2 separate regions of the Homo sapiens genome follow, and region 1 is linked to region 2. Evidence: read pairs that join two places in POLR2A ChIA-PET (ENCODE). Cell type or tissue: HCT116. All regions are shown on one strand. Each heading gives the region's core, and the rest is flanking DNA. Links, peaks and the distances in the headings are about the cores only. Region 1 has its middle 54 kb from the start of TNK2. Region 2 overlaps UBXN7 (UBX domain protein 7).

Region 1 (11,475 bases), core at 6,023-8,522, 400 kb after region 2:
TTACATAAATAAAATGAAATGCAAAACAACAGGTCTAAAAGTTAAGCAGTTCTTGGTATGGCTGCTTCTATGAATTAAAAGTTTACAAATAATATTTTGTGCCACAGTCAACGCAAAATCATGCTGCCGTGTTCCGTGTGGGAAGCTTGTTGCAAGAAGGTTGTGGGAAAATCAGCAAGCTCTATGGAGACCTGAAGCATCTGAAGACGTTTGACCGGGGTGAGCAGACAGTGGGCTCTGTGCACACTGTTGGGCCCTGCCTTCTGCAGGGTGGGCTGGTGTCTGTCCCGTCAGTGCTGACTTAGTTCCATGCTTGCTGTCTGGATGGGTGCTGGCCCCCAGCTGTAAAGCCACAACCAGTGACTCCATGGACTAGCAGGCCCAGGCTGACAGCTCGGAGGGCCCGTGTGACTGGGTCCCACCTGCCCCTGATGGAACTTTTTGTGTCCCCAGGAATGGTCTGGAACACGGACCTGGTGGAGACCCTGGAGCTGCAGAACCTGATGCTATGTGCGCTGCAGACCGTCAATGGAGCAGAGGCGGGGAAGGAGTCACGGGGCGCGCACGCCGGGGAAGACTACAAGGTGCGCCTTCTCGCCACGCCCACCTGCACCTGCCTTTTCCTCCCGCCTGGTGGGACTCAGCCCCACCCCTGCATTTTCTCTGCATTTTATGTCGTTTCCCCAAAAGTATATCCAAAAAATGCCTTTTTCCCTCTGGTAACTTTGATCCCTGGGTTCTCGCCATTTTCTGGATCACTGTGACCTGTTCCTTGCTTTGGGTCGGCATCCACTGATGCCAGCAGTGGCATCTCCAAGCCAATGTGCTTTGCTGTTAGAAGGCCAAGGTTAGAAGTGCAGCCAGCGTGGCATGACCAGGAAATAAATGCCAGTTTATTAAATAACGAGTAAGCCACCGTTTCAAGCCTGCCCTGTGGAGGAAATGCCAGTTTATTAAATAACGAGTAAGCCACCATTTCAAGCCTGCCCTGTGGAGGAAATGCCAGTTTATTAAATAACAAGTAAGTCACCGTTTCAGACCTGCCCTGTGGAGGAAATGCCAGTTTACTAAATAACGAGTAAGCCACTGTTTCCAACCTGTCCTGTGGTTTGGAAAAGGTATTATAGAGCCTGTCCTGTGGTTTGATTACGGAGCCTGCCCTGTGGTCACTTGTTCTTCAGATGAACTGATTTTTGTGCAGAGCACACGTGTTGGATTCTGCCTGGTAAGAGTTTTTCACATATGATAGCAAAAAACGACGGAAAGGGAAGCTTGGGGTGCAAATGCAAGTTCAGCATAAACCACATCAGCAAAAGGACAAAGGCTCCACAAGGCAGGCGCACAGGCTGGTTCAGGGCCATGTGTGGGCGGCTGGTGGCAGCCTTTCCAGTCAGCTGAACACAGTGAATGGGAAAATCATTTTTATTCACCATGAAATTTTACTGATTTACCCTCCACTAGAATATGCTGATGGCTGTGATCACTGCTCAGAATTTGCTCGTCTCCTCATACATATTAAGAGTCTTTCCTGCAAAGTATATGAATCCGTGTTTGCCAGAATACAGAATAATAATAAATTTATGATTTTTAATTTTTTGAGATGGAGTCTGACTGTCCCCCAGGCTAGAGTGCAGTGTTGCGATCTCAGCTCACTGCAACCTCTGCCTCCCAGGTTCAAGTGATTCTCCTGCCTCAGCCTCCCAAGCAGCTGGGGTTACAGGCGCATGCCACCGTGCCTGGCTAATTTTGTATTTTCAGTGGAGATGGGGTTTCACCATGTTGGCCGGGCTGGTCTCGAACTCCCGACCTCAAGTGAACCACCCACCTTGGCCTTCCAAAGTGCTAGGATTACAGGCATGAGCCACTGTGCCTGTCCAGGAGCATAAATTTAGTTGGTGACAACGAGTTTTAATTAGAATAGAAGCCAGATGCAGTGGCTCCCACCTGTAATCCCAGCATTTGGGAGGCTGAGGCAGGCAGATCACTTGAGCCCCGGAGTTCTAGACCAGCCTGGGCAACATGGCGAAACCTGTCTCTACAAAAATTAAAAAATTAGCCAGGCGTGGTGGTACACACCTGAGGTACCAGCTGCTCAGGAGGCTGAGGCAGGATGATTGATTGAGCCCGGGAAGTCAAGGCTCTGGCGAGCTGTGATCACACCATTACGCTCCAGCCCAGGTGACATAGCGAGACCCTGTCTCAAAAGAAAAAAAAAGTGTTTTTAATAAAAACAGGCTGAAAGAAAGGATTGAGGTAGTCTCCCAGCGCTTGGAGCAAAAAGACAAAGTATTTGATAAACTCTTAGGTACATAAAGGATGTCTAAGGGAACATGCGGACATGGATTACTCTGGACTCACTGCTGGCTGCACATTGCTGGCCAGCCATGTGGCCTCTGTGCGTTCTGAACGTGTTGATGGTGCCAACCTCCTGGGCTGAAGTGGAAATGGAATGGGTTCTAGGGCATCTGTCTCTTAGATCATTTTAACGTTTGCTGTGTTTTTTCTGTATTGCTCTGTTAGAGTAATGAGAAATGTGATGGTGTTTCTGGGCTCAGGTGCGGATTGATGAGTACGATCACTCCAAGCCCATCCAGGGGCAACAGAAGAAGCCCTTTGAGGAGCACTGGAGGAAGCACACCCTGTCCTATGTGGACGTCAGCACTGGGAAGGTCAGTGTGGAGCTCGTTCTCACCACAGCCCAGCACCCACACGGCCCCGCCCAGGTCTGCGGGCTGGCCTTGCTGATGGTGAACGCAGAGGAGCAGGCCAGATTTAAATCACCTCCCGACAGATTTGAGGCACCGCTGAAAAAGGCACTCTGACAGCAGTTGGGCTTCGGGCTGGAAACAGAATCCAGTGCCTGCAGGTGGTTCAGAGGAGCCTTAAGGAAGGGTTGCTCTGTGGTGTGGGCCAGATGGACGTCACTGGGCAGGAGCAAGTGTCCAAGGCCTGGTGGCAGGGGAAGAGATGATGATTATGGACCTAGCGAGAAAGCATCTGTGTAGTGGGGACACAGCCACTACCAGAAACCAGTCCCGAGCCAAGGGAGCCCAGAAGAGATCCCTCCCCTCTCCTCCCATGGGCTGGGCCAACTGGAAGCATCTGCAGGGGAGCAGAGGGGATGAGGTGCAGCCCTTAGCATCCCCTGGGCACTGAGCAAGCAGAGAAGGGCAGAAATGGAGGCGGGGTTGGGGTGAGCAGCGTCCTGGGAACAGCTAGCCGAGGGTGTGGTAGGGGGGTTGCAGCTTGTTCCACACAAGCACAGCGTCCTGGGAACAGCCAGCCGAGGATGTGGTAGGGGGTTGCAGCTTGTTCCACACAAGCACAGCGTCTTGGGAACAGCCAGCCGAGGGTGTGGTAGGGGGGTTGCAGCTTGTTCCACACAAGCACAGTTCACCCGTGTGGCATTTCCGCTGGGCATTGAGATTCAGAAATCATGAAGATAGAAAGCTTTTACCCTTAAGCTTTTCATAACTTGTAAGGGAGAGTCGTATAATCACTTAGCTGTGTCTGTGGAAGTTACCTTTGGACTCTCACTATCATCTAGTGTGTCTGTGATTCAGGCAGTAGGTCATTTTCAGAATTTATCATGAAGGCCATTTCCTGATAGTATAGAGAGGTCACACTTGCTTAGCACAAGTCTATTTTTAATGTTTCCGGGTTCAGGTTTTTTGTTTTGTTTTTGTTGTTCTGAGATAGAGTCTCATCTCTTTTGCCCAGGCTGAAATGTGGTGGCTCGATCTCGTCTCACTGCAGCCTCAACCTCCCCTCGGCTCAGGTGATCCTCCCACCTCAGCCTCCCGGGCACATGCCACCATGCCTGGCTAATTTTTGTATGTTTTGTAGAGACGGGGTTTTGCCACGTTGCCCAGGCTAGTCTTGAGCTCCTGAGCTCAAGTGATCCACCTGTCTTGGCCTCCCCAACAGGCATGAACCAACACGCCCAGCCAGTTTCAGTGATTTTTCAAGAAATACGTACTCATTTTAGAAAGTACAAAGAGATTGAAATAAGAGCTCACTAACCAGAGATGACCCATTATGGTTTAAATTTCTTTGTATATGTGCCTACCTTTTCCTGTGTGTGCATATTTAATACACGGCTTGAGTATTCCTTCTCTGAAATCGTTGGGACCAGAAGTGTTTTGGATTTCAGGCTTGTTCAGACTTTGGAATATTTGCATTACACTTACTGTCTGAGCATCCCTAATGGGAAGATCTGACTCCATAGCACATTTCTTTTGAATGTCATGCTGGTGCTCAGAAAGTTTCAGATTTGGGAGAATTTCAGATGTTTGGATTAGGGATGTTCTACCTATATAAATATTTACTTTGAAGTAGAAAAACTGGAAGTAGATAGTTTAAACATGAAGTGTCTTGGTATAGACAAGGGTTCTCCCACTTTTCATGATGGGAGCATTTTTGTAAAGCAAAGCACTGAGAATCTGGTACAGTGTCATTTTCGTTGCTCTGTTCCACTCTACCGATCTGCCGTCATTTACAGTCCCCTGTTGCGCATGTAGATCATTTTTGAATTTGTTATTGGAAAATACTGCAGCAAATACCTTAAAGTTTACATGCCGTAAATCTACTTTTATAGTTAAAATTTTTCAAAAGGAACACAAGAGATGGCTTTTTGTACATTTTTGTGCTTAACTTACCACTGACTTCTTTTCAAGGTCACTGTGGAATATAGACCCATAATCGACAAAACTTTGAATGAGGCTGACTGTGCCACTGTCCCCCCAGCCATTCACTCCTACTGATGAGACAAGATGCGGTGATGACAGAATCAGCTTTTGTAATTATGTATAATAGCTCATGCATGTGTCAATGTCATAACTGTCTTTATACGCTTCTGCACTCTGGGGAAGAAGGAGTACATTGAAGGGGGATTGGCACCCAGTGGCCGGGGAGCGTGGCACTTTGTCCCTTGCTTCATTCTTGTGACAAGATAAAACTGGGCACAGCTCTTAAATAAAATATAAATGAACAAACTTTCTTTTATTTCCAAATCCATTTAAAATATTTTACTGTTGTGACTTTAGTCATATTTGTTGACCTAAAAATCAAATGTAATTATCTTTGTATTCTGTTACATCAAAATCCAGATATTTTGTTGTAGTTTCTTTTTTTTTTTTTTTTTTGAGACAGGATCAGTGCAGTGGTGCAGTCTCAGCTCACTGCAGCCTCAAACTCCTGGGCAGCTCAGGTGATCTTCCCGACTCAGCCTTCTGAGCAGTTGGGGCTACAGGTGTGCACCACCACGCCCAGCTCATTTATTTTGTAATTGTAGGGACAGGGTCTCACTGTGTTGCCTAGGCTGGTCTCAAACTGCTGGGCTCAAGTGATCGTTCCTCCTTGGCCTCCCGAAGTGCTGGAATTATAGGTGTGAACCACCATGTCTGGCCTTATTGTAGTTTATTTCTAAGTTCAAATTAATGTTGGTGCTTTTCCTCCTTTTTCTTGGCAGATGGTTTGCTAGGTGAGTGTGTCCTCGATTCTTTAAATCAGGGTCCCCAGTCCCCAGGCCACAGATCGTTACCAGTCCATGGCCTGTTAGGAACCAGGCCACACAGTAGGAGGTGAGCAGCCAGCCAGTGAGCATTACTGTGTGAGCTCGGCCCCCTGCCAGAGCATTACTGTGAGCTCCGCCCCCTGCCAGAGCATTACTGTGTGAGCTCCGCCCCCTGCCAGAGCATTACTGTGAGCTCCGCCCCCTGCCAGAGCATTACTGTGTGAGCTCCGCCCCCTGCCAGAGCATTACTGTGTGAGCTCCGCCCCCTGCCAGAGCATTACTGTGTGAGCTCCGCCCCGTCAGAGCATTACTGTGTGAGCTCCGCCCCCTGTCAGAGCATTACTGTGAGCTCCACCCCCTGCCAGAGATTACTGTGTGAGCTCCACCCCATGTCAGAGCATTACTGTGTGAGCTCCGCCCCCTGCCAGAGCATTACTGTGAGCTGCACCCCCTGCCAGAGCATTACTGTGTGAGCTCCGCCCCGTCAGAGCATTACTGTGTGAGCTCCGCCCCCTGTCAGAGCATTACTGTGTGCGCTCCGCCCCCTGCCAGAGCATTACTGTGAGCTCCACCCCCTGCCAGAGCATTACTGTGTGAGCTCCGCCCCCTGTCAGAGCATTACTGTGTGAGCTCCGCCCCCTGTCAGAGCATTACTGTGTGAGCTCCGCCCCCTGTCAGAGCATTACTGTGAGCTCCGCCCCCTGTCAGAGCATTACTGTGTGAGCTCCGCCCCCTGTCAGAGCATTACTGTGTGAGCTCCGCCCCCTGCCAGAACATTACTGAGCTCCGCCCCCTGCCAGAGCATTACTGTGTGAGCTCCGTCCCCTGCCAGAGTATTACTGTGTGAGCTCCGTCCCCTGCCAGAGCATTACTGTGTGAGCTCCGCCCCCTGGCAGAGCATTACTGTGTGAGCTCCGCCCCCTGTGATCATTACTATGTGAGCTCCGCCCCGTCATATCATTACTGTGTGAGCTCCACCCCCTGTCATATCATTACTGTGTGAGCTCCGCCCCCTGTCATATCATTACTGTGTGAGCTCCTCCCCCGGCCGGAGCATTACTGTGTGAGCTCCGCCCCCTGCCAGAGCATTACTGTGAGCTCCGCCCCCTGCCAGAGCATTACTGTGTGAGCTCCACCCATTGTCAGCATTACTGTGTGAGCCCTGCCCCCATCAGATCATTACTGAGCTCCGCCCCCTGCCAGAGCATTACTGTGAGCTCCGCCCCCTGCCAGAGCATTACTGTGAGCTCTGCCCCCTGTCATCATTACTGTGTGAGCTCCGCCCCCATCATCATTACTGTGTGAGCTCCGCCCCCGTCAGAGCATTACTGTGAGCTCCGCCCCCTGCCAGAGCATTACTGTGTGAGCTCCGCCCCCCTGCCAGAGCATTACTGTGAGCTCTGCCCCCTGTCATCAATACTGTGTGAGCTCCGCCCCCGTCATCATTACTGTGTGAGCTCCGCCCCCGTCAGAGCATTACTGTGAGCTCTGCCCCCTGCCAGAGCATTACTGTGTGAGCTCCGCCCCCGTCATATCATTACTGTGTGAGCTCCGCCCCCTGTCATATCATTACTGTGTGAGCTCCGCCCCCTGTCATATCATTGCTGTGTGAGCTCCGCCCCCTGTCATATCATTGCTGTGTGAGCCTCGCCTCCTGTCAGATCAGTGGTGGCATTAGATTCTCATAGGAGTGGAATCCTGTCGTGAACTGCGCATGCGAAGGATCTAGGTTATGCCCCGCTTATGAGAATCTAATACTGATGATCTGAGATGGAACCGTTTCGTCTCCAAACCATCCCCACACTTGTCAGTGGAAAAAGTGTCTTCCGTGAAACCAGTCCCTGGTGCCAAAAAGGTTAGGGACTGCCGGTTTAAATAACCAAATGCTAAAAGAACTGGCATAGAAGTAAATGGGCTGCTGCTTTATTTTTAGGCTGTTCTTTTTAGAGAACAATGACAGTTATTTCCAAGTTTGTCATTAGAAAATAATATTAGGTTGGTGCAAAAGTAATTGCGGTTTTTGCTATTGCTTTCAATGGTAAAAGCCACGATTACTTTTGCACCAACTTAATATGATAAATTTGTTCCTTAAAGTGTATTTTTGATAAGAAAGCCCTTTTGTTTTTCCTTCTGTTAATTTTTTGTTTTTTTCTTGGTAGAGACAGAGTTTTGCCATGCTGCCCAGGCTGGAGTGCAGTGGTGTGATCTCGGCTCACTGCAGCCTCCACCTCCTGGGCTCCAGCAGTCCTCCCACCTCAACCTCCCTAAGAGCTGAGACTACAGGTGTGAGCCACCATGCCTGGCTAATTTTTAGAGACAGGGTTTCACCCTCTTGCCCAGGCTGGTCCCAAACTCCTGGGCTCAAGCAGTCCTCCTGCCTCAGCCTCCCAGAGTATTGGGATTATAGGTGTGAGCCACTGCCAGAAAAACGTTTCCTAAGACAAGGCAGGTCTTACATTATATTTAAATTTTTTTTAATGATGTCTTTTTTGGCAGTGCACAGCCAGAGAACAACACATCACACACAAGAAACAGTTGTGCTCATGTGATGGGGGCCTCAGCACTAGGAAGGAGTGGACTGTTGGCGCACGCAGCAGCTTGAATAAATCTGAAAGTCACTACGCTGCGTAAGAGAAGCCAAATAAAGCGCATGCTGTGTACAGAGGGTGTCGAGAATGCCTCCTACGTGACGGAAAGCAGATCCGTGGTTCCCTGCAGACTGGCAGGAGCAGATTCCAAAGGCACAGGAAGAAGCTTGCAGGTAGAATGTGTTCATTACCTTCTGCGCATTATACCACAAAAAAGCTGGGAATAAAAATGCTAACCAAAAAAAAAGGTGAAAGTAGATAAAATTTCTCAACTGTGTGATGGGTAAACGTGCAGGTTTGCTGTCATGCTTTGTTTATGAAGCTGTGGGGTACAAGGACTCTCATAGTCACTGTGGAATGCAGAACGTTGCAGCCTCATGGAAGAGGATTTGGCAGCATCTAACAAAATGACATGGCATTTGCCCTTAGACTCAGCAATTCTAGAATCTGCCTCAAAAAAAACTCTGGCAAAGAAATGAAAGGACTTTACCCACAGAGTTCTTTTCACAGCCTGAATGTGTTTGCCACAAAGTTCTTCACTGTGGCATTTGTAAAACTGGAAACAATCAAAATGTCCATCAGTAGGGGATTGGGAACATTAATTCGTGCAGTGGGGAACTCCGTACCAGAAGGAGGAATGAGGAACGCCTATTGATAAGGGGCAGAGTACATATCATATGATGCAAATATATATTGCTTTTTCTTAAAACAGTACAAAGATAAAAGTCTAAAGTGGTTGCTGTGGAGGATAGGGGTCAGTGGTGGAAGTGAGACCGAAATAGACTCTGAAGTAATATCTGGACTTTGAAATTGTTAAGTGTTTTACATATTACCAAACTAAGTTTTTAAGATAGTCCCTAAAATTGAAAGAATGGTATCTGAAATGAATGAATCTAAATTCCTTGGATTGCATTCTACAGGCTCCAACCGTGAGACCAAAATTTGGAAGGTGGCCCTGAGCAGCAGCTGAAGGGAAGTGGGAGGTGAGACAGGAAAGAGGCGGTGGCATGCGGCGTCCGGGAGCTGGGTCCCATGTGGGCAGCTGGGCCCGTGCTCACTGTGGGAGCTGGTGTGTTCCTTCACCAGCCCACACTCCACAGGTTTAGGATGGTCAATTCCGGGCACCCCTGGCCTGCTCCAGGACGTGCTCCTGCCACCAGAGAAAGCCCCTAGGCAGCGTCCCAGGTGCTGGTGGTGTCAGAATCGAGTTTGAGTCTGAGGAGTGACCTGGGGCTGGCTGGGCTAGGCAGCATCACGGGGTTCTGCAGCCCAACTGCACATCAGGCTGGTGACAGTCACGCAGCCTATTACCTCATGTGTCATCAGAGGATCGCTAGAACACAGCACTTCAAGTGTGCAGATTTAGTGAGCCATAGTCTAAAGACAAATAGAGCCACTGAATCCTAAATTTCAATCAATCATCTCCATTACTCGTCTTATTGGTATTAATCCTTTGAAATTATGTGGGGTGGGAGTTAAAGCTAATAACTAATTATGTTAATGCTAAAACTAAGATTTTTCTGGCAAGGGAAAATCCTCCCAAGTCCCAGCACTTTGGGAGGCCGAGGTGGGCAGATGACCTGAGGTCAGGAGTTTGAGACCAGCCTGGCCAACATGGTGAAACGCCATCTCTACTAAAATTGAAAAATTAGCTGGGCATGGTGGCAGGTGCCTGTAATCCCAGCTGTTGGGGAGGCTGAAGCAGGAGAATCGCTTGAAACAGGAGGCAGAGATTGCAGTGAGCCGAGATTGTGCCACTGCACTCCAGCCTGGGCAACAGGAACAAAACTCTATCTCAAAAAATAAAACAAGATTTTTCTGAGAAAAAGGTGTAAAACCGTATACTAAATTTGAAATAGAAATATAAGCGTGAACTCATTTGTTGTTCTTTTACCGTATACACATTTTCTACCTCTGCCCCAGTAGCAGTAGACACATCAAGCACCTAGAAAGTGGTCTCTAATACATGAAAACCATGAATTCATAGTGGTGGTTTCAAAGCCAAAACCAACCAAACACATGTAATTGGTCACTCTTGGAGGTACCTAGGGCACTAACTCCTAACACTGGGAATGGACACTTGAAGGAAGATCAGCAATTATCCTGTCTTTTCTCTACAAATTGCAATTCAGGGAAACCTTGTTGATTAGGGAAAGTTCTTTACATAAGAATTCCTGCAAATAAGTGAGTAAAGAATGACAGTTTAAGAATTGTCTCAGCCTGACCAACATAGTGAAACCCCATCTCTAAAAATACAAAAAATTAACCAGGCATGATGGTGGGTGCCTGTAATCCCAGTTACTCGAGAGGCTGAGGCAGGAGAGTTGCTTGAACCTGGGAGATGGAGGTTGCAGTGAGCCAAGAGTGCGCCACTGCACTGTAGCCTGGGCAACAAGAGCGAGACTCTGTCTCAAAAAAAAAAAAAAAAAAAAAAGAATTGTCAAATTCCCACCCCTAATGCCGTGGTTCTCTAACCTGTGTAACAGGATCACCTGGAGGGACCCTACCCCAGACCTTCCGATTCAGTCCTGGGGGGACCCTACCCTAGATCTTCCGATTCAGTCCTGGCGGGACCCCACCCGTGATCTGATTCAGTCCTGGGGGACCCCACCCCAGATCTTCCGATTCAGTCCTGGGGGGACCCTACCCCAGATCTTCCGATTTTGTCCTGTAGGGACCCTACCCCAGATCTTCCGATTCAGTCCTGGGGGACCCCACCCCAGATCTTTCTATTCAGTCCTGGGTGGACGCTACCCCAGATCTTCCGATTCAGTCCTGGGGGGACCCTACCCCAGATCTTCCGATTCAGTCCTGGGGGGACCCTACCCCAGATCTTCCGATTCAGTCCTGGGGGGATGCTACCCCAGATCTTCCGATTCAGTCCTGAGGGTCCCCACCCATGACCTTCCGATTCAGTCCTGGGGGGACCCTACCCCAGATTTCCTGATTCAGTCCTGGGGGACCCCACCCATGATCTTGCAATTGAGTCCTGGGGGGACCCCACCCCAGATCTTCCGATTCAGTCCTGGGGGGACGCTACCCCAGATCTTCTGATTCAGTCCTGAGGGTCCCCACCCATGACCTTCCGATTCAGTCCTGGGGGGACCCTACCCCAGATTTCCTGATTCAGTGCTGGGGGACCCCACCCATGATCTTGCAATTCAGTCCTGGGGGAACCCCACCCCAGATCTTCCGATTCAGTCCTGGGGGGACCCCACCCCATACCTTCCGATTCAGTCCTGGAGGGGACCCCATCCCCGATCTTCTGATTCAGTCCTGGGGGGGACCCCACCCATGATATTCTGATTCAGTCCTGGGGGACCCCACCCCAGATCTTCCGATTCAGTCCTGGAGGGACCCTACCCCAGATCT
Region 2 (11,475 bases), core at 5,526-8,025:
AGAAGGAGAGTTAATCAGAAGTTTTGTAGAATTTTACTTTTGTAGTGTGGGTTGTTGAGGGAAAGGAATTGGGTTATAATGAATTAAGACATTTAAAAAAAGGTAAAGCCGGCTGGGGGCAGTAGCTCACGCCTATAATCCCAGCACTTTGGGAGGCTGAGGCCGGCGGATCACCTGAGGTCAGGAGTTTGAGACCAGCCTGGCCAACATGGTGAAACCCTGTCTCTCCTAAAAATACAAAAAATCAGCCAGGTGTGGCAGCAGGCACCTGTAATCCCAGCTACTCGGGAGGCTGAGGCAGGAGAATCACTTGAACCCGGGTAGCGGAGACTGCAGTGAGCCAAGATCACACCATTACACTCCAGCCTGAACAATAGAGCTAGACTCCATCTCAAACAAAACAAAACAAACAAACTGTACTGTTCAGTAGAAATATATTGTAAGCTGTACACATAATTTAAATTTTTCCAGTAGCCACATTAAAAAAGATTAATCAAAATAGATGAAATTAACTGTAATAATGTATTTGGTTAAATCAATATATCTATATAACTAATACAAAAATAATGAGATGATCTGCATTTATTTGGTGTTGAGTCTTCAAGATATGGTTTGTATTTTATACTTACACCCCTTCTCCATTTGGAGTAGCAAGATTTCAGGTGCTTCAGTAGCCACTTGTGGGTAGTGGTTGCTGTATTAGACAGTGCAGGTATAGAAGATCTTGAGGTAATTGGAAGCATTTGGCTAAGACTTAGATTTTAGCTTGAGTTTGATACTTTTTAACTCTGTGTTCTTAGACATGTCACTTTAGTCTTCCCAGCTAATGAGATAAGGTTACAGACCTTGTATCATTTTTCCCCCACTGTGAGACAGGGTTTTGCTCTGTCACCCAGGCTGCAATGCAGTGGCATGAACATGGCTCAGCCTTGACCTCCTGGGCTCAAATGATCCTTCCACCTCAGTTTCTTGAGTAGTTGGGACCACAAACATGCACCACTATGCCCATATAATTTTTTTTTTTTTTTTTTTTTTGTAGAGATGGGGTCCTGCCATATTGCCCAGGCTCGTCTCGAACTCCTGGGCCCAAGCCATCTGCTTCCCTTGGCTTCCCAAAGTGCTGGGATTATAGGCATGAATCACCGTGCCGGCTCAATTTTTTTATTTTTTATTTTGTGAAAAGTTATAGAAAATAAAAACTTATGAAGGAGCTTAATTTTTTCCCCTACTGTAAGATATGCTATTAATGTTATTAATTTGCCTGTTTATATTTTACAGGCCCCTAAATTTAATGTAACTTTAATGGTAAAATTCCTTGTATTTTATTCAACAAATATTGATCGAGCAGCTCTTTGCTTAGCACTGTGCTGGACTCTTGAGCTTATAATCTTTTTTTCTTTCTTTCTTTTCTTTTCTTTTTTCTTTTTTTTTTTAAATAAATGGACAGGGTCTTGCTCTGTCACCCAGGCCGGAACACAGTGGTGCAGTCATAGCTCACTGCAGGCTCTAACCCCTATAGGCTCAAGGGATCTTCCCACCTCAGTCTCCTGAGTTGCTGGGACTATAGGTGCACACCATTAAACCTGGCTAATTTAAAAACAAACAAACAAACAAAAAAAAACAAAAAAACTTCTCGTGGAGATGCCCAGGCTGGTCTCAAACTCCTGGCCTCAAGCTGTCCTCTGCCTCTGCCCTACAAAGTGCTAGGGTTATAGGTGCGAGCCACCATGTGGAGCCATAATCTTTTTTTTTTTTTTTTTTTTTTGAGACAAGTCTTGCATTGTCGCTGGGCAGGAGTGCAGTGGCACGATCTCAGCTCACTGCAGTCTCTGCCTCCCGGGTTCAAGCGATTCCCCTGCTTCAGTCTCCCGAGTAGCTGGGACTACAAGCGCCTGTCACCAGGCCCGGCTAATTTTTGTATTTTAGTAGAGACGGGGTTTCACCATGTTGGCCAGGATGGTCTCAATCTCCTGACCTTGTGATCCACTCGCCTCGGCCTCCTAAAGTGCTGGGATTACAGGCGTGAGCCACCATGCCTGGCCCATAATCTTAATATATTGTGATTTATTAAGATGTATATGGTTGAGAGTTATGAATGACATAGTTGACAGATAACTTGAGCAGGAAGAATAATACCTCATCTGAACTGGGAAAGGAGGAGGAATGGGTCAATATGTTTATGGTAAATTTCCAGAGAGTGCTGGAAGTGGGAAGTTGAAGGAGTTCAAACCAGATTTATTTTCTTTTTAGTGTAGGAGTGAGATCTTAATACATAGGCCGGAGGTATATTTGGAGAGCTAATTGATGTTGGTGTATAAGAAGGTTATAGTTGGTTCTTTTCTTAGAGGCTGACTTTTTTTTTTATATCAATGATTTAACAGGTTTATCATGACAGTGAGGAAGGTCAGAGATACATACAGTTTTATAAGTTAGGGGATTTCCCCTATGTTTCCATATTGGACCCACGGACAGGTAAGATTTATATCAGCACGCAGCTTTTAACCTATTACTTGTCTTTCAGTTACCTAAATGATTGATCTTTAATATTTGACTGGATCTGTTTTCAGAATTGCAGTAATTTAGGTGAAGGTTTCGTTTTTTTCCCTTTATAATTATTTAAACATCTATTGATGTATGTATTTAGGACATCTTTTTCTGGCAACATTGGGAGATGGTAGTATTTTATGTTTGTGCAGTTCTGTTCTTTTGAAGAATAACTGATATGTTCATCTTACCTTTTTTAAGGGATTTTTTAAAAGTTTTTTTACCAGCTGGGCGTGGTGGCTCATGCCTGTAATCCCAGCACTTTGGGAGGCCGAGGTGGGCGGATCATGAGGTCAGGCGATCCAGACCATCCTGGCTAACACGGTGAAACCCCATCTCTACTAAAAATACAAAAAAAATTAGCCGGGCATGGTGGCGGGCACCTGTAGTCCCAGCTGCTTGGGAGGCTGAGGCAGGAGAATGGCCTGAACCCGGGAGGTGGAGGTTGCAGTGAGCCGAGATCGCGCCACTGCACTCCAGCCTGGGCAACAGAGTGAGACTCCATCTCAAAAAAACAAAACAAGACAAAAGTTTTTTTTATCATTAAAATATTAAGATTGCCCAGATACTAGTTGTAATCCCACCTGAGAAGCAGAGGGTGGAGCTGGTTTTATTAATTGATGGTGTTTTATATAGATATTGCTTTGTCTGAATCTCTTCTTCCTAAATGGCAGTAAGTGATAGCAGCAGATAAGATAGTTGCCCTATCATTACGGGTGGGAATCTGTTAGGTGAGTATAATTGATGTGACTTCTAGGTTATGAAGACACTATGTAGCATAAGCTGGTGGAGAGGATATGTCTTTACAGTACACTTTATGCATGTGCTGAAAGAGATACTTAATGAGAATGTTCAGAAAGATCCTAGATATTATATTTACAGATCCTGGTTTTTAATGTATGCATATGCTGAAAGAGATAATGAGAATGTTCAGAAAGATTCTAGATATTACCTTTATAGATCCTGGTTTTTAATCTATGCATATGCTGAAAGAGATACTTAATAAGAATGTTCAGAAAGATTCTAGATATTACCTTTATAGATCCAGGTTTTTAATCTATGCATATGCTGAAAGAGATACTTAATGAGAGTGTTCAGAAGGATTCTAGGTATTATATTTATAGATCCTGGAGAATGTTCAGAAGGATTCTAGATATTATATTTATTTATAGATCTTGGTTTTTAATCCTTAGGTCAGAAGCTAGTAGAATGGCACCAGTTAGATGTATCTTCTTTCTTGGACCAAGTGACGGGATTTCTGGGTGAACATGGACAACTGGATGGACTTTCTAGCAGTCCCCCCAAAAAATGTGCCCGTTCAGTAAGTATAATTAGGAGGTGGTGATGGGAAAATAAATGTAATTGGTCATAAGCATCTTATATAAAATGTTCGATGTTAAGATGGTAAAGATAATCTAACTAGTGGACAACTATCACTGTGGCTATAGCATCTTAGATATCCTCCTTATATTTTGATAATTTCCCACATGAGAGTTCCATCTTCTTGGTGAAATCATGATACTCATACTCCTGCCAGTCTGTCTTGCAGCTAGAGTGCAGGCAGATGCCCCAGGATCTGGATTTAGAAGGAAGCAATGTGAATAGGTTGGGCAGGAGGACTGACCTGGCAAGCCTAGTGGTAAAGGTGTCTACTTCCTGAGGGGCAGCTCTGGGAGGGCTTCTGATATCCAGGTCTAAATAGCAGTGAAAGTGGTTGGTTTTTTTGTGTGTTTTGTTTTTTGTTTTGGAGTGGGATCTTGCTGTTTTGCCCAGACTGTCCTAGAACTCCTGGGCTGAAGCAGCCTTCTCACCTCAACTGCCCGAATAGCTAGGACTACAGGTACATGCCACCACAGCCGGCTGGAAGTGGTGTTTTTTGTTTTTGCTGAAACAACTGTCATGGTATAGTTGAGCATTTTTATTGGTTAATATAGCTTTAGGGCCTGGCTCTCTGGCCCTCCTAGAATTTACTTCTATACTTAATTTCTAGAATATACTATTACTAGGTAGACATGTTTGATAATTGGTATCAAGATTGGTTGCAAATAAGAGACTGAACTTGCAAAGATACAGCAATCTCACATTGGTTTTCATGGCTGTTTGGCTTTGATAGCAGTAGGGATAAAAATAGTTTTGTTTTGTTGGTTTTTTTTTTTTCCTTTTTTTGAGCCAGAGTCTTGTTCTGTTGCTAGGGCTAGAGGGCAGTGGTGTGATCTTGGCTCACTGCAACCTTCGCCTCCTGGGTTCAAGCGATTCTCCTGCCTTGGCCTCCCAAGTAGCTGGGATTACAGACGTACACCACTGCATCTGGCTAATTTTTGTAGTTTTAGTAGAGATGGGGTTTCGCCTTGTTGGGCAGGCTGGTTTCAAACTGCTGACTTCAAGTGATCCGCCCTTCTCGGCCTCCCAAAGTGCTGGGATTACAGGCGTGAGCTAACGCGCCCGTCCTGTTTTTTTCTTTGGGCAGGATCTTGTTCCATTTCTCAGGCTGCAGTGCAGTGGTGTGATCATGGCTCGCTACAGCCTCCACCTCTTGGGCTCAAGCGATCCTTCCACCTCAGCCTCCTAAGTAGCTGGGACCACAGATGTGCATCACCATGCCAGCTAAGCTGTTAAAGTTTTGTAGAGACGGAGGCCTCCGTATGTTGTCTAGGCTGGTCTCAAACTGGCCTCAAGCAATCCTCCCGCCTCAGCCTCCCAAAATGTTGGGATTCTGGGTGTGAGCACCACACCTAGCAACATTTTTATTGTATTGTATTGTATTTATTGTATTGTATTGTATTTTTTGAGATGTGGTCTCACACTGTTGCCCAGGCTGGACTGCAGTGGCATGATATTAACTCACTGTAGTCTTTGCAGCCTTGAGAGAACTTTAAAAAAAAAAAAAACTTGCTAGCCTTGAACTCCTGGGCTCAGTCAATCTTCTTGCCTCAGCCTCCTGAGTAGCTAGGACTACAGGTGTGCACCATCATGCCTGGCTAATTTTTTATTTTTTGTGGAGGCAGGGTCTCAATATGTTACTCAGCCTGATCTCAAACTCCTAAGCTCAAGCAATTCTCCTCCCTTGGCCTCCCGAAGTGCTGGGATTATAAGCATGAACCACCATACCATGCCCAGCCTAAAAATAGTTTTAGAAGATGTGAGGAACACTTCCTTCAGTTATCACCTATAATAAAGTGCCTATTTAAGGAAAAGCCCTAAGGGATAGTATAGAAATCTTGTTGGCCAGGATGGTCTCGAACTCCTGGCCTCAAGCAGTTCTCCTGCTTGATTTATAGTTTTTTTGAGAGCATTTTGTTGTTGTTGTTTCCTTTCTTCCATGTAATGCTTTATAATGTCGTTTTCTGCTTTTGGTAACATGTTAATGCTGACCTCACAATGAATTGAGAAGTATTTCTTCCTCTTCTGTTTTCTGCAGTAGTGTCTGTAGAATTGTTGTTATTTCTTCCTTAATGTTTGATGACATTTACCAGTGAAGCTACATGGGCCTAGAGTTTTTTTTTGGTGGAAAATTTTAAACTACAAATTCAATCTTATCGGTAGATACGTGACTACTTGGTATCTGTTTCTTCTTGGATAAGCTTTAGCAAGTTGTATCTTTCTAGGGATTTGTTCATTTTACTATATTGTCAGAGTTCATTATAGTCCCTCGTGATGCCATGAATGAATGTAGAGATTGTAGTTGTCCCCTCTCTTAATTCTGTTTTTGGGAATTTGTGGCTTCCCTTTTTTCCCCCGACTGTCTGGCCAGAGGCTTAGTAGTTTTATTGATCTTACGGAACCAGCTGGGGTGTGGCATGTGCCTATAGTCCCATCTGCTTGGCAGGAATATTGCTTGAGCCCAGGAGTTCAGGAATGTAGTGTGCTATGATCATACCTGTGAGTAGTCACTGCACTCCAGTCTTTGGGCAACAGTAAGACTCTGTCTCTTAAGAAACAAAAAACAAAACAAAACAAAAAACTGCTCTTGGGATTTTGGTGGGTTTTTTTTGTTTTTCTCTATTGTATTTGCTTTCTAGGTCATTTATTAATTTGTGTTTTCTTTGAGCTTAATTTTATTTTCTTTTCCTGGATGTATACTCTTTTTTTTTTTTTTTTTAAGGTGGGGAAGCTTAGGTCATTAATTTGATACCTTTCTCTCTTCTAATATAAGCATTTAATTCTATAATTTTTCGATAAGAATTGCTATTGCTCAATACTATTTTCTAGCTACAAGAGAAATTAGTAAAATGAATTTTTTAGTTGAACACGTTTTATAAACTTAAATAGGGTTATATAAGTAAGGAAATCAGAGGAGAATGAAATTCAATAGGAGCCTGACAGTGTCTGCCATGGCCACAATTTTTAAAATCGAGCTACATGCTATATGTGCAATGTCATTGCTATAAATTTACAATCCACCTAAGCCATTGCATGTCACATAGACACCTCTACTTGCTTTTTAGGGGTGGTAAGTTCGCCTGAAGTTTACTTTAAAATTTTCCTTTGGCCGGGTGTGGTGGTGTGTGCCTGTAATCCCAGCTACTTGGGAGGCTGAGGTGGGAGGATTGCTTGAGCCTGGCAGGTGGAGATAGTAGTGAGCTGAGATTGTGCCACTGCACTTCAGCCTGGGTGACAGAGTAGAACCTCTCTCAAAAAAAAAAAACAACCAGCAAAAAAATGTTTTTCCCTTTAATTTTTTGCTACATGATTGCCTGATAGTAAAAGCCAAAATGTGGTTTCTTTAGTTTTTTATTAGCAACTCACACTTTTTTTTTTTACCTATTTATTATGGAAAATTTTAAGCATATTCAAAAGTTGAAGTAGTTTATTGAGCCTCTTTGTTAGCTAATTTCGGTAATTATCAGCAGATGGCCAGTCTTCTTTCCTCTGTATCCCATCACATCTGAATTATTTTGAAGCTAATCTCAGAATTCATTGTTTCATTAATTAATACTCTGGCATATATATTTAAAAGATAAAGCCTTTTTTATTTTTAAAAATACTATCACAATGTCATTATTATACCCTTAAAAATGAGCAGTAATTCTGTAATATCCTGAAATATCCAGTGTTCAATTTTAGATTATCTTACGATTTCTTTCCTCTATAGTATGTTTGAGTCAGGAGCTAAGTAAGTTCCACTCAAACAACGTATTTTGTGATTCATTAAGTTTAGTAAAATCTGTGGCATTAGAACTTTACCAAGGGAAAAACTGTAGAAGTTTGCATTTCTTGTTATCATAATGAAAACCTTCATTGTAATTAATGGAATTACTAGTTGAAGAATGCAGTGGTGAACAAAGTAAACATTTGTCTCTATGTTTTAGTCATTTTAAAGAATGGTGTTTTGACTTTATAGTTAAAACTTTTAATTCTTGTCTTTCTCTAGGCAGGTAATAGATAAACTTTTCTTGATTTTGTTCGTTTTGATTTTTTTTTTTTTTTGAGATGGAGTCTCGCTCTGTCACCAGGCTGGGGTGCAGTGGCGCAATCTCTGGCAACTTCTGCCTCCCGGGTTCAAGTGATTTTCCTGCCTCAGCCTCCTGAGTAGCTGCGACTACAGGCGCGCACCACCATGCCCAGCTGATGTTTGCATTTTTAGTGGAGATGGGGTTTCGCCATGTTGGCCAGGCTGGTCTCGAACTCCTGACCTCAGGTGATCTGCCCGCCTCAAGCCTCCCAAAGTGCAGGTGTGAGCCACTGTGCCTGGCCTGTTTTGCTTTGTTATCATTTGTGTGTTCACTGGAGTAGCACTTTTAATTTCCTTCAAGAACTTTTCCTTGCATTCATAGCTTGGCTGTTTGGTGCAAGAGGCCTAGCTTTGTGTCTGTCTCAGCTTTCCACATGCCTTTCTCACTAAGCTTAATCATTTTTAGTAGAGGCGGGGTTTCACCATGTTGGCCAGGATGGTCTCGATCTTTTGACCTCTTGATCCACCCACCTGGGCCTCCCAAAGTGCTGGGATTACAGGCATGAGCCACCCGGCCTGGCCTTCATTTTGATATTTAAAAAAATGCGTATGCTTACTTGAATCCAGAAGTGCAAGACCAGCCTGGGGAACTTAGACCCTGTCTCTTAAAAAAAGAAAGAAAAAAAAATATGTGTATATATATATTTATGTATGTATGTATGTATGTATGTATGTATGTATGTATGTATGTATGTGCCAGGTGCGGTGTCTCACGCCTGTAATCCCAGCACTTTGGGAGGCCGAGGTCAGGAGTTTGAGACCAGCCTGGCCAATGTGGTGAAACCCCATCTCTATTAAAAATACAAAAAAATAAATAAATAAAAATTAGCTGGGCGTGGTGGCGGGCGCTTGTAATCCCAGCTACTTGGGAGGCTGAGGCAGGAGAATCGCTTGAACCTGGGAAGGCTGAGGTTGCAGTGAGCCGAGTTCGTGCCACTGCACTCCAGCCTGGGCAACAAGAGTGAGACTCCATCTCAAAAACAAAACAAAACAAAACAACAAAAACGTGTGTGTGTGTATATACACACACATATATATATCTCCATTCCAATTTGGCTGTGTAAGACACAGTCCTTGCTCTTAAAGTAGAAGGGATACAGTCAGCAGAACATAATAATGAATGGCAAGCTATTATATTTCTTATGCCGTTTGACTTGTTTTTTGGTTTAACTTGTTCTTTTTCCTGTGTTTTATGACTCCATCTCACAGGAGAGCCTTATAGATGCAAGTGAAGACAGCCAGCTAGAAGCTGCCATCAGAGCCTCCTTACAAGAAACACATTTTGATTCAACACAGACAAAACAGGATAGCCGCTCAGATGAAGAATCTGAATCTGAACTTTTTTCTGGCAGTGAGGAGTTCATATCCGTTTGTGGCTCTGATGAAGAAGAAGAGGTAGAGAATCTTGCCAAGTCCAGAAAGTCTCCCCACAAAGATTTGGGGCATAGAAAAGAGGAGAATAGAAGGCCGCTGACTGAGCCACCAGTCAGAACTGATCCTGGAACAGCCACAAACCACCAAGGATTGCCAGCTGTGGATTCAGAGATACTGGAGATGCCACCTGAAAAAGCAGATGGAGTAGTGGAGGGGATAGATGTAAATGGTAAGTTACATTTAGACATACTTTACTTCAAACTTAGATATTGGGGCCGGGCGTGGTGGATCACTGAGGTTAGGAGTTCCAAGACCAGCCTCGCCAACATGGCAAAACCCTGTCTCTACTAAAAATACAAAACTTAGCCAGGTGTGGTGGCACGTGCCTATAGTCCCAGCTACTTGGGAGGCTGAGGCAGGAGAGTGGCTTGAACCAGGGAGGCGGAGGTTGCAGTGAGCTGAGATCACGCCACTGCACTCCAGCAAAACACTTGAGTAATTGCTGAATGGCTGTATTTATTTACATATTTATTTAAACTAATATTCTGTCTTAAACTCCTGTATCCCGTTTTTTTTTTTTTTTTAAACCCTTCCTTTAGGACCAAAAGCACAGCTGATGTTGCGGTATCCAGATGGAAAAAGGGAACAGATCACTCTTCCAGAGCAAGCTAAACTGCTAGTAAGTACAGGCTTGCTTTGGTTCAGTTCCGACCACTGCAATAAGACGAGTCCCAAATTGTTTGGTTTCCTGGTGCATATAAAAGTTATGTTTACATTATTCCATAGTCTATTAAGTGTGCAGTAGCTTTATGTCTAAAAAAAAGCACATAACTTAATTAAAAAAAGCTTTTGCTAAAAAGTGCTAATGATCCCCTGAATCTTCAGTGAGTCATCTTTTTGTTGGTGGAGGGTCTTGATATTGATGGCTACTGACTGATTGGGGTGATGGGTACTGTGGCAGTTTCTGAAAATGTGACAGCAGTGAAGTTGCTGCATCAGTTGCTTCCTTCGACAAAAAATTTCTCTGTAGCATGTGCTGCCGTTTGATAGTATTTTACCCACAGTAGAACTTCTTTCAAAACTGGAGTCAGTCTTCTCAGAATTTGCCGCAATTTTATCCACCAAGTTTATGCAATATTCTAAATCCTTTGTTGTCATTTCAACAGTGTTAAAAGCATCTTCAGCAGAAGTAGATTCCATCTCCAGAAATCACTTTCTTTGCTCATCCATAAGAAGCAACCCCCCTCCCTTTAATGTTTGATCATGAGATTGCAGCAATTCAGTCATATCGCCATCCTCCACTTCTAATTCTAGTTCTCTTGCAGTTTTTACCCCACTTGCAGTGACTTCCTCCAGTGAATTCTTAAACCCCTCAAAGTCATCCATGAGGGTTGGAATCAACCTCTTCCAAAGCCCTGTTCATGTTGATATTTTGACTTCCTATGAGTTGTGAATGTTCTTAATGGTATTTAGACTGCTGAATCCTTTCCAGAAGATTTTCAGTTTACTTTGCCCAGATTCATCAAAGGAATCTGTATTTATGCCCAGGCTGGTGTGCAGTGGTCATAGCTCACTGTAACCTTGACTCCCCGCCCCGGCTCAAGTGATCCTCCTGCCTCACCCTCCTGAGTAGATCACCACACCCAATTAATTTTCTTTTTTTTAGAGATGGTTTCTTGCTGTGTTGCCAGGTCTTGTCTCAAACTCTTGGACTCAAGTAATCCTCTCACCGCAGCCTCCCAAAGTGTTGAGATTTGGCTCCGTGCCTGGCCAAAATGTGTTTCTTAAATAAGATTTAAAAGTTGAAATGACTCCTTGATCCATGGGCTGCAGAATGGATGTTGGGTTAGCAGACTGGAAACAGCATTCATTTTTATTTGCATTTTCGTCAGAGCTCTTACGTGACTAGGTGCGTTGTCAATGAGCAGTAATATGTTGAATCTTTTTTCTGAGCAGTAGGTCTGAACAGTGGGCTTAAAATATTTAGTAAGTTATGCTGTAAATTGATGTGCTGTCTTTCCAGGTTTTGTTGTTGCAGTTACAGAACACAGACAGAGTAGATTTAACATAATTTTTAAGGGACCTGGGATTTTGGAATGTTAAAT

The links. ChIA-PET counts read pairs that join two places held together with the same protein. Peaks named below come from ENCODE experiments on the same cell type or tissue, not always from the same donor. Only the 100,000 strongest peaks of a DNase experiment are listed, where the experiment ranks them.
Region 1: POLR2A ChIA-PET joins it to region 2 with 5 read pairs; 2 of 35 experiments call an interaction of 5 or more read pairs at or near these places.

Annotation. Positions count from the first base shown.
Region 1 is chr3:195,956,623-195,968,097 of GRCh38, reverse strand. It overlaps the pseudogene SDHAP1. Among named protein-coding and RNA genes, the nearest start is that of TNK2, 54 kb to the right of the region's middle. RefSeq lists enhancers at 1-366, 367-867, 6,786-6,835 and a silencer at 6,436-6,485. In HCT116, for the core only: no CTCF peak of the experiment used is centred there; a DNase peak (open chromatin) is centred at 6,967.
Region 2 is chr3:196,360,418-196,371,892 of GRCh38, reverse strand. UBXN7 (UBX domain protein 7) reads left to right here. Exons shown (of 11, transcript NM_015562.2): 7 at 2,382-2,472; 8 at 3,738-3,865; 9 at 9,206-9,599; 10 at 9,970-10,049. Among named protein-coding and RNA genes, the nearest start is that of TM4SF19-DYNLT2B, 28 kb to the right of the region's middle. In HCT116, for the core only: no CTCF peak of the experiment used is centred there; no DNase peak of the experiment used is centred there.